Regions from separate parts of the Homo sapiens genome. Here region 2 is linked to region 1. A link is a loop called in an ENCODE intact Hi-C map of the cell type or tissue named here. Cell type or tissue: gastrocnemius medialis. All regions are shown on one strand. Each heading gives the region's core, and the rest is flanking DNA. Links, peaks and the distances in the headings are about the cores only.

Region 1 (5,387 bases), core at 113-5,112:
AGAAAACATTAATATGAATGTATTTTAGTTTTTCAAGGTTTTTATTGTAACACTGCACCCTAAGGACCTGATACCCAATTAAACATTTTAAAAAATGGTCAAGCTTTTATATACAAAAATAGTCTCTTAATGTGTGTTATTTGAGAACTCATTTTTTTTTTCTTCATGACAAGGTACACTACTATAACCCTTACCTTTTTCCCCAGGTTCCACTTAAGTTTTATGAAGTGACAAGAGTAAACAGGTTCTTATATATAAGTTGGTCATTGTTCCATATGATCCTTTCTATATTTGTATAAGAAATGGTTGATTGGTTGCCAGGCACAGTGACTCATGCCTGTAATCCCAAACCTTTGGGATGCCGAAGTGGGTGAATCACTTGAGCTCAGGAGTTCAAGACTAGCCTTGCCAACATGGTGAAACCTCGTCTCTACTAAAAATACAAAAATTAGCTGGGTATGGTGGTGAGCACCTGTAATCTCAGTTACCTGAGAAGCTGAGGTGGGAGAATTCTTGGGCCCGGGAGGTAGAGGTTGCGGTTACCTGAGATCACACCACTCCACTCCAGACTGGGTGACAGAGTGAGAGCCTGTCTCAAAAATAAAATAAAATAAAATGGTTGATTGGTAGGAAACTAAAGCTGAAGACTAGAATCTCTATTAAAAAAGAGAGTTAGAGAATTCCTATGCATGCTTATTTGCAGGCATATAAATAAATTTGGGATGTAAAATCAGCTCCAAGCAATCAATCAATCTTTCTTTCTTTTCTTTCTTCTTTCTTTCTTTCTTTCTTTTCTTTCTTTCTCTCTTTCTTTCCTTCTTTCTTTTCTTTCTTCCTTTTTCTTTCTTTTATTTTTTTATTTATTTATTTTATTTATTTATTTATTTTTTGAGACGGAGACTCGCTCTGTTGCCCAGGCTGGAGTGCAGTGGTGTGATCTGAGCTCACTGAAATCTCCACCTCCCAGGCTCAAGCCATCCTCCCACTTCAGCCTCCCAAGTAGCTGGGACTACAGGTGCATGCTACCACGTCCGGCTAAGTTTTGTATTTTTTGTGGAGACAGGGCTTCACCATGTTGTCCAGGCTGGTCTCAAACTCCTAAGCTCAAATAATCTGCCTGTCTTGGCTTCCCGAGGTGCTCGGATTACAGATGTGAGCCACCGCACCCAGCCTCCGATCTCTTAGAAAGAAGCAATATAAATTAACAATGCCAATGTCTTTCATGGTGAGGAAAATGGCACAAATGGGTAGATGGCACCAATGGGTAGATTTCTGTTTTGGCTGGGTATACAAAGACCCAACTTGGCGATCCACATGATACATTAAGTCTCTCCACATATCTAAGGGTCTGCAGAACATTCACCAACGGTGTGCTACAGATACCATCTCAAACTATTCCCAACGGAATACCTTGTCTTTTCACCCAACTTGCTCGTTCAGTCATCCAACCAAACCAAGAACTTGGATATCATCCACATGACTTTTCCCCACCCCCTATTACCTGCCAAACTGTCTCATCTAATCAGTCATTAAGTTAACTTATGTTGATTTGGTTCCCTTATTACCTTTCCTCTTTAACCCATTTCTTCTGGTGCTGCTGCTTTGCTGAGTTCCTAGTCCACCCTTTCCCAATCTATTGTGGTAATCTCCCTTCTGATTTCAATGGCATATCATCTCACGTTGAATGACCTACAAGGTCCTCCATGACAAGCCTCATTAGTCTAATGTCTCTACTACCCTTACTCTCATCCTAAACTTTAGCGATGTTGAACTATTCACAGGTCCCCATTACATGTGTTTTTATATCCCATGGCTTTGAATGTTCTCCTCTTCTTTTCTTGGAGTATCATTCCCACATAATTTTATCTGTCAAACTCCTATTCCTACTTTAAGACCCAGCTCAAGCATCTTTTTCTAGAAAGCTTTTTTGGAACCCCAAACTGTTGATCATTCTCTTCACTGGGCCCCCTCTTTAATTTGTACGTACCTCATTATTATACTTGTTAACGGTATTGCCATTGTTTGTTTGCAGGCCTGTATTTCCTTTAAAAATGTAAATTACTCAAAGGCAGGAACTATGGCTTTTCATTTTTTTTTTTTTTTTTTTTTTTTGTCTTCAGCATCTGTCGCATTATCTGGCACACAGCAGATTCTCAGTGAGTGTGTTAATTGAATGATTATGAATAGAGTTCATGATCACTTGAGATTTCACCAAGTTCTATTCTTCTATGATTTATGATGTTATACTTATTTTAGGTTTCAACACTGATTCAAATGTCAGGGGCCAATTTGTTACTTAACCAGTGTTTTTATCCGTCTGCTCAGAAGTGGTAGCTGTTCCTTCTCTGGAACGGTTGAAGGGGGATGGAGCAGAAGCAATCACCTTGTGCAGCAATGGAAATGGTAAAGTTTGCCATCTATAATGAGAGCATATCATGGGCAAGGGGATGGTTTTGGAGTGAAACTGATCTCAGTTTAATTTCAGTTCTGTTTCTTATTCCGTGTATGACTTTGGACAAGGTTATTTGACTTTCCTGAGTTTCACATTTGTCATCTGTAAAGTGGTAATAATAATAACACCTGAATCTCAAATTTGTTGTAAGGATTAGATCAGGTAGTGTGTGTAAAGGACTTACTACAGTTTTTCGCATATAGTGACTTCTCAATAAATGGTAATTGTTATCATTATCATGACTTTTATTGCAGTAGCCACACAAGAGAAAAAAGCATGATACTGCCTTCTGATCCCCAAGGGATTCCTCCTTCAAAGATAAAGTATACTACTGGGATCCTTATTCAATCTACAGAACACAGAAAATTATTTGAGGAACTATTTTCTCATTTCTCTCAAGAATGGTAGCTAACCAGTGCCATCCTTTTTACAGGAAAGATGTTAATTCATGATTTACAAATAGTATTTTAGGACGTTAATTCTCTCCCCTTGAAAACGGCAGAGTGACCCCCAACACTCAGTGGAATAATGGGCTGAAAATATAATTTTAGAATCAGTAATAAAGTTTTCAAGACACTTAGAGACATCTTGGGTTAGCACAAAATAAACGAGAAGGTTTTCTTCGCATGTGTCTTTTAACTGTGTTGTGCTTCTAAGGTAGAGAAGACAATTCTGTGACCAATGGATCAGAGATCAGAAGAGCGATTCAACAACTCACTCTAGGGATAACTTAGGGCAGTCCCTTATGCACCAGCAGCTTCTGTGTATTTATAATGAGGATAACACTCACTCTGTTGATCTCACTCAGCCTTGGGCATTTTAAATTACATCATATATTTGGAAGTGCCTTACAATTTGTAAAGTGCTGTACAAATCTTAGTGATTATGAAGATGATTATTCTGCTTTCCTGCCATCCGGCTTCCTCCACCAGATGCCCCTAATGAGCCCAGATCTCTACCAGCAACTCAACTGGTTCTGAAATGAGGACACATGTAGCTTTGGTTGAAATAATCAACTTTTGTTTATTCTTTTGCTGCTTTCATTCTTGTGAAGCTGGGCTTTCCTTGGCATTTTCATTGACGATTAAAGATCCCAGGTACTATTTCTTTCTAACTGCTCTTCTGAAAAATGTTAAAAACTCATGGCATCTGTCAGCTCCATCAGGCCACTTACTGGGTTCCCAAATCCCAGGGAATTGCCCAGAAGGCCTGGATGAGTGTTTTATTGCACTGGATGGAGTTATCTTCTGATTTGTTTTTGCAGGTCAGAAGCATTAACAATGAATTTAGCTTGCTTTTTTCTCTGTCTTTCCTTCTCTCTCCCTCTCTCTCTCTCTCTCTCTCTCTCTCTCTCTCTCTCTCTCTCTCTCTCCTTGTGACATGGCTATAGAACTGAATATCCATTTGCTACTAGGTTTCCTTTCTGGGCGTTTGTGTACACTTTTCAGAGGAGCAGAAATCAAGGCAGATTCGGTGCCAGTTATTTTAATGGAGAAAAAGATTGACAAACCATCAGTCTTTCTCACTCGCTCACTGCAAGAAAAGATGTGACATGACCTGCAATAGCATTTCAGACCATCTGACTTAAGACTTGAGTTAGTTAGGTTTTATCTCCTCCAAGAAAAATATTTGACCCTTCATTTCCAGCCAAGCTCTTCTATGCTCTAACTATCATGCCATTTCCTGCTTCTTGATCCTGGTTCTTCACTGGGTATAACTTACCTTCCCTTTCTCATTGTGGAAAAGCGAAGCAAAACAAGAAATCATCAGGTAAAGCTCTGCCTCCTCAGTTATTTCCAGACCCCTCCAGTTTCCATCTGAGATTCCCTTTCTCCTTAGCCCTATGGCATTTATTATTCATATGGTATATTTTGAAATTATGAAGAATGTCCTAACTGTGTTTTATTTAGTAACTTTTAAAATAATTTATGAATTCTTTTTCTCCAACCCATATGGCAAGAATCATATCTTAAATTTTCTTTCTTGGCATAAAGTTTTAGCTGGCCTTATTATTACAAGCTTATTATTATTACTATCTATCATCTTCTATTAGTAGCAGTAATGCTTGTGGATTCATTGATAACTGAGGGTCCAGTGGAGACCCTGGATCCTCTCTGAAACCACTTGGGTATGTGCAAGAGTGCAATTAGCCTCACTTTTGCACCAGGAAGAGAAATGTTAAGAAAACAGTGTGATAACGTGTGCTTTTAAATTGGTGAAAGTTGTGAATTTTAAAATGTCAGCATATTACTTCTCTTAATATTTTGACTCAACCACAAAGCTTTCTCTTATTAGGAATTTCAACTCATTATAAGAAACTGAAGCAAGCCCTTTCTGGCTCCCTCAGGAAAAAGCTGAACAAACAGATGGGCCTTGCTAGGAATGTCAATCAACAGGAGCCCTGCTCCTGCCCACAGATGCTGTAAATTTTACAGGGATCCCCCCTAGAACATAGGCCCCACTGCCCAGTTTCCCTGGGGAGCTGCAGCTAGAAATAACAAAGCCAGAGTCTTATTTTACTGCATTATTGCTTTCTTTAGAAGGCCTCATGTCCAGTAGCACTAACATGAGAAGTCAGGCTACTCTTTATGCTCCTGACATTTTCTGCTCCTAACAAAGCTGTAATCGTTACTGTCAAGATTTAACAATTTCAGAAATGGTGCTGATGACCCAGATGCCTTTCTTTGTTAACAAATAATTCCTGTGGCATTAGCTATTCTCCATGTATTGAAGGATTTCTCCCTCACTATCAGATTAATCTCAAGAAACTCTGCAAATATTCCTATATTCAGCAGTCTGTGCTTTGTGCAAATTAGGCTCTGAGCAGAGATTTGTTAAATTGAATTCTGTAAGAAGCATAACTCTATTTTCTGGGTTGGTTTAAAAGATATCTTGGAAGTTAAACATTTCTGTCTTTTTAGGACATTATTTTAAT
Region 2 (5,387 bases), core at 301-5,300, 350 kb before region 1:
TGGTTTCCTATAGCCAATTAGGTAGTGCTAGCAGTGCAACATTTTATAACATTTGGTAGTAACAAGTGATTTTATCTTTGGGTTGGCGATACCCTAGGGCAGACATTCTCAAGCTTTAGTGTACATAAGAATTACCTGAGGAGCTTGTTAAACTTTAGGTCCCTGGGCCCCAGCCCTCAGAGGTTTTGATTTATTAGGTCTGGGGAGTGGACAAGAATCTGCATTTTAAAAACAAACCCACTCTGTTTGGCACCCTGACTCGTTTCTCAAAAGGTTGCAAAATTCTCCTAACAAAAACTATTACACTTCAACTGAATTTTTAAATTACCGTTCAACTGAATTTTTAAAATACTCTTTCACATAGTACAAGTAAGTGTTGTGAAATTCAATGATGGTTGAGCTTCGGGGTTCCAGAGAGGTTGGCAATAACTAGTTTAGATTCCCTAGGTGTGAACTAAGATATAACATGCAGTGAGCAGTATAAATAGACTTAAGTTAAATTTCTTTCAATTAGAAGTTATTAGTTACACAATTTCCATTTCCAGGTCATCTATGCATCCACAGATGGTATTAGATAAGGGAGCTAGACCAGGCATGGTCTACCTAGGGAATTTCACAAGGTTCTTTTATAATCATTTATTGCCTACTGGGCCCTTAATGATGTTACTCAGGATCCCATTAAGTTAGCCATGAATATAGTAATTGGTCCCCTGACGATAGCCAGGGGGAGTCAAATCTTGTGGCTCCACCCTATTCTGGTCATGTTGGAGGCAAGATAGAAATTGTTGCTTGTAATCTTCAAGGGCACTTTTCCTTTCTGGGGATAAGGTGCACTGTGCTCCCAAGCACATTTCTCAAAACACAGCCTGAGTCCCTAGAGAGTCCTCCCCCTCTAATTCAGGCTGGCACTTATGACTTACTTTTAAAAGTAATTTGAAAATCCCATCAAATACAAACAATCAAAATCTAGATTCTCCACCAGATATTCTGTAGATCTAGTATTCCGTTGTTTCCATCTGCCCACATCAACCACTTAAAAATATTTTTGGACAAGGTTTTTCCTGCCTTTGTTGATACTTAGGTAAGATGGAGCATTTCTAGAGACTGGACCCAAAGCAACTACACACATGAATATGATATAAACTAGTTCTGTGTTAGCAACGGGGAGTCAGATTTTGCTGATTTGGTGTTCATATTCAGACAAAGTTCTGCAGTTTGCGGAATTATAATACCAAACCAGAGGTTATTCCTGATTCATTTGAATGAATCCCTGTGCTTGTGGTTCATGTATATAGCTGGCTTTTGAAATTTTTCTAACTTTTCATGGCAAAACTTAAAGCAAAGAGAGTTATAGAATCTTCCAGATATGGAAAGTACTTTAAAGAGCATACACTCCTATCTCTTGTTTATTATTTATTTATTGGTTTTGACATCCAGGATACACACTAGATTACCTAATTTTTAAAACTCATCTTCTACCTTAACTGTCACTAAATTGTCAGCTTTTTAAGGGAGAAGATTCTTTCTTACTCAAGTGTGTTTTTAATCACTGTGAGATTATATTACAGTGAGATTATAGTTCAGCTTCTTGAGGAAGAAGGCTTCATTTTGCACAGCTGCCCTGAATAAATATTTTTTAACTTGATCATTCAGTTGGCAGATGTTTTTTCTCGTTCTCTGTTTTCCAGTTGGTGTATTTGGCTGCCATATTTCCTCAATTCTGACCCCTGCCCTATCATTTATTAATGTATGACTTTGGGCAAGTTATTTAACCTCTCTGTGCCTTAGTTTTCTTTTCTGTAAAATGACACTCAGTAGCATGATGATGATGTTAGCTGTTGTCTTTGTGGGTATTTTTTAACATGATTAATATTTATGTGTCTAGATTAAGTAGATAACACTAATAATAGCTGCCGTATTTTGAGGACTTTCTTAGTACATTTCTGCTGCTATAACAAAATATTAATGCCACAAACTGGGCAACTTATAAACAATAGGAATGTATTTCTGACAGTTGTGGAGGCTAGGAAGCACTGGCAGATTCAGTGTTTGGTGAGGGCTTGTCCTACAGATGACATTTTCTTGCAGTGTCTGTGCAAAAGGGCAGAAGAAAACAAACCCACTACCTCAAGCCATTTTGTAAGGTCTCTAATCCCATCCATGAGGGCTCTGCCCTCCTAACTTAATCACCTTCTAAAGGCTCTACCTTTTAATACCTTCACATTGTCAATTAAGTTGTGCCGCATGTATTTTTGGGGAAATTCACACTGTGCTTATGCTTCCTGTCCTTTCATTTAATAGCCTAAGTTCTATCTGGAAAATACTATGGGAAAACAGAAGTTATTTGAAAGCTCTTGAAAGTAGGACATGTTAACAGTTACAATTAGTAAGTATATACTGTACACATTTTATTATGATAGATTCTTCCATGATTATAAGATAAGTGATTTTTCTTTTTTTTCACTTTTTTTTAAGTTCAGGGGTACATGTGCAGGTTTGTTAAATAGGTAAACTCATGTCATGGGGGTTTGTTGTACAGGTTATTTCATCACCCAGGTATTAAGCCTAGTTCTCATTATCTGTTTTTCCTGATCCTCTCCAACCTCGCACCCTACACTCTCAGGAAGAACCCAGTATCTGTCGTTCCCCTCTATGTGTCCATGTGTTCTCATCATTTAGCTCCCACTTCTAAGTGAAAACAGGTGGTATTTGGTTTTCTGTTCCTGCATTAGTTTGCTGGAGTCCGCCAGCTCCATCCATGTTCCTGCAAAGGACAGGATCTTGGTTTTTTTTTTTATGGCTGCATGGTATTCCACGGTGTGTATGTACCACATTTTCTTTATCCAGTCTACCACTGATGGACATTTAGGGTGATTCCATGTCTTTACTATTGTGAATAGTGCTGGATGAACACACGTGTGCATGTGTCTCTATGATAGAATGATTTATATTTTTTTGGGTATATGTTCAGTAATGGGATTGCTGGGTTGACCGGTAGTTCTGTTTCTAGCTCTTTGAGGAATCTCCACACTGCTTTCCACAATGATTGAACTAATTTACACTTTTACCAACAGTGTATATGTGTTCTTCTTTCTCTGCAACCTCCCCAGCATCTGTTATGTTTTGACTTTTTAATTATAGCCATTCTGACTGGTGTGAGATGATATCTCATTATGGTTTTGATTTGCATCTCTCTAATGATCAGTGAAGTTGAACCTTTTTTCATATGCTTGTTGCCGACATGTATGTCTTGTTTTGAAAAGTATCTGTTCATTTCCTTTGCTCACTTTTTTATGTGGTTGTTTTTTTTTCTTGTAAATTTGTTTGTTTCTTTTAGATGCTGGATATTAGACCTTTGTCAGATGCATAGTTTGCAAACATTTTCTCCCATTCTGTTGATTGTCTGTTTACTCTATTGATAGTGTCTTTTCCTGTGCAGAAGCTCTTTAATTTAATTAGATCCTATTTGTCAATTTTTGCTTTTGTTGCAATTGGATAAGCAATTTTTCAACTGAAACTATAAGAAGGAGTTTTTAGGCTTCCTGGACCCACTGTTCTACAGTATTATATGGAAATCATTGTCCTACAACATAATATTTTTTAAAAAAAACCTTCATGGTACACTTAACAAAATCAGGATACATATGCTGATGTAGCACAGAAGAGTAAATTAATTGGGCATTTAAAGTCTGATGAGTTGCACTGACTCTTGGGTTATCAGGTGGCGACTTAATTATGCTACTAAATGAATTAACACTCCTTAAATGTGGGAAATTCACACTCAGCTTCATCACTCCTGTCAGTGAACTGGTGGCAGTATCCAAAAGAGCAAAGTACATTTCTGAAAAAAATCCAAGTGGTTCATATTAAAGAATAATGAGTATCAGATGCATTAGGGCTCTATCATGTAATGTTGCTAACGTCCCCTATAATATTCACTGAAGACAAACTGGGAAAATACAGAGAAATAGAAAAAAGAAAACTAAAATCACCTACAATTCCACACCCTAAAACAACCATTACTAAGAACTTTATGTACCAATTCATCCCAGCCACAATTATATATATATAAATGCATGAGATTAAAATTGGGGTCATGCTACAGATAAAAATTTGCATTTATCCTATTAAACAAACTCACTGAGAACACCTTCCTAGACAAAATAACTTTTAAGCTTTTGCCTTCTCTTCAGTTACACATGACATATGCTAAGTAACATTATCAGTTCAGGATAGAGGATATAAGTAAAAGAAAGATTGACACTGCCCAGGATAGAGAAACAAGAGTATGAACAATAAATATGTGTGTTATTTCTGAATATAATTTTTTTAGTCATCAATAAATTATTTATGGGGAAGAGTTGAAAAAGGCAGGATTTAAAAATTATTTTTGGAAAAAGTACAGGATCTCAAAAATGCTTCAGAGAGAATTAGTTTAAGTTTACTAGTGGTCTTTTTGGGAGGGCTCAATGAGTACTTATTGTATGGATTAATTTAAGAAGAGCTATACATATAAAAGTATGAACATATTCCCTATAACCTAAATCCTTTCTCTCCCTCATCTAAGACTTATTCCAAAGTCCCATGTTTTTTCTATATTTAAAGCTGCATAGGAATTTTAATTTTTAAAAGTAGAAGTGTGGCAAGGCATGGTGGCTCAAGCCTGTTATCCCAGCACTTTGGGATGCTGAGATGGGTGGATCACCTTGGGTCAGGAGTTTGAGACCAGCCTGACCAACATGGTAAAGTCCTGTCTCTATTAAAAATATAAAAATTAGCCAGGCATGGTGGTGGGCACCTGTAATCCCAGCTACTTGGGAGGCTGAGGCAGGAGAATCGCTTGAACCTGGGAGGCGGAGGTTGCCGTGAGCCAAGGTCACACCATCGCACTCTAACCTGGGCAATAGAGTGAGACTCCATCTCAAAACAAACAAACAAACAAACAAACAGCAAAAAAATAAAAATAAAAGTAGAAGTGTTACGCTGATTACTTTCTTTGTAGACATATATAGAAAATATGGAAGTATACCTAGGTACTGACAGATATACAAAGAATTGGGAGATCTGTGCTTATAGTTCTTGGTGCTGGCTTATATTTTCTGTGATTGAAAGTCTCCTTTAATAAAAGGGGGATGAACAAACCTTTTGTTGCTGAAGGGTTCCTGGAGGCCATCTTCTAGTGAATGCTGCTTTTGGTACCCATTAGAGTTCACCACTGGGCCCATGCATCTGCCAAATACAGCCTGAAAGTTCATCTTTTGATTCCCAATGGCCTCTGTAGCACTGGCTACATCACTTGTGAGGCCCAGCGCAAAATGAAAATGTGGAGCCTCCTATTTAAAAAGCAAGAAAATTAAAATATGAAGCTTTTTCTGTTATTCCACAGT

Evidence for each region. A loop is a pair of places that touch in the nucleus more often than their neighbours do. Peaks named below come from ENCODE experiments on the same cell type or tissue, not always from the same donor. Only the 100,000 strongest peaks of a DNase experiment are listed, where the experiment ranks them.
Region 2: it touches region 1 in a loop (4-fold over the local background); 77 of 110 quality-filtered maps call a loop at or near these places.

What each region holds. Positions count from the first base shown.
Region 1 is chr5:96,324,608-96,329,994 of GRCh38, forward strand. The region is part of intron 3 of LOC101929710 (a long non-coding RNA gene); the gene reads left to right. LOC107986365 (a long non-coding RNA gene) reads left to right here and starts at 2,410. Exons shown (of 2, transcript XR_001742457.1): 1 at 2,410-4,222. It also overlaps a transcript of CAST not described here. In gastrocnemius medialis, for the core only: no CTCF peak of the experiment used is centred there; no DNase peak of the experiment used is centred there.
Region 2 is chr5:95,975,195-95,980,581 of GRCh38, forward strand. All of the region lies in intron 1 of LOC101929710 (a long non-coding RNA gene), which reads left to right. It also overlaps a transcript of CAST not described here. Among named protein-coding and RNA genes, the nearest start is that of ELL2, 16 kb to the left of the region's middle. In gastrocnemius medialis, for the core only: no CTCF peak of the experiment used is centred there; no DNase peak of the experiment used is centred there.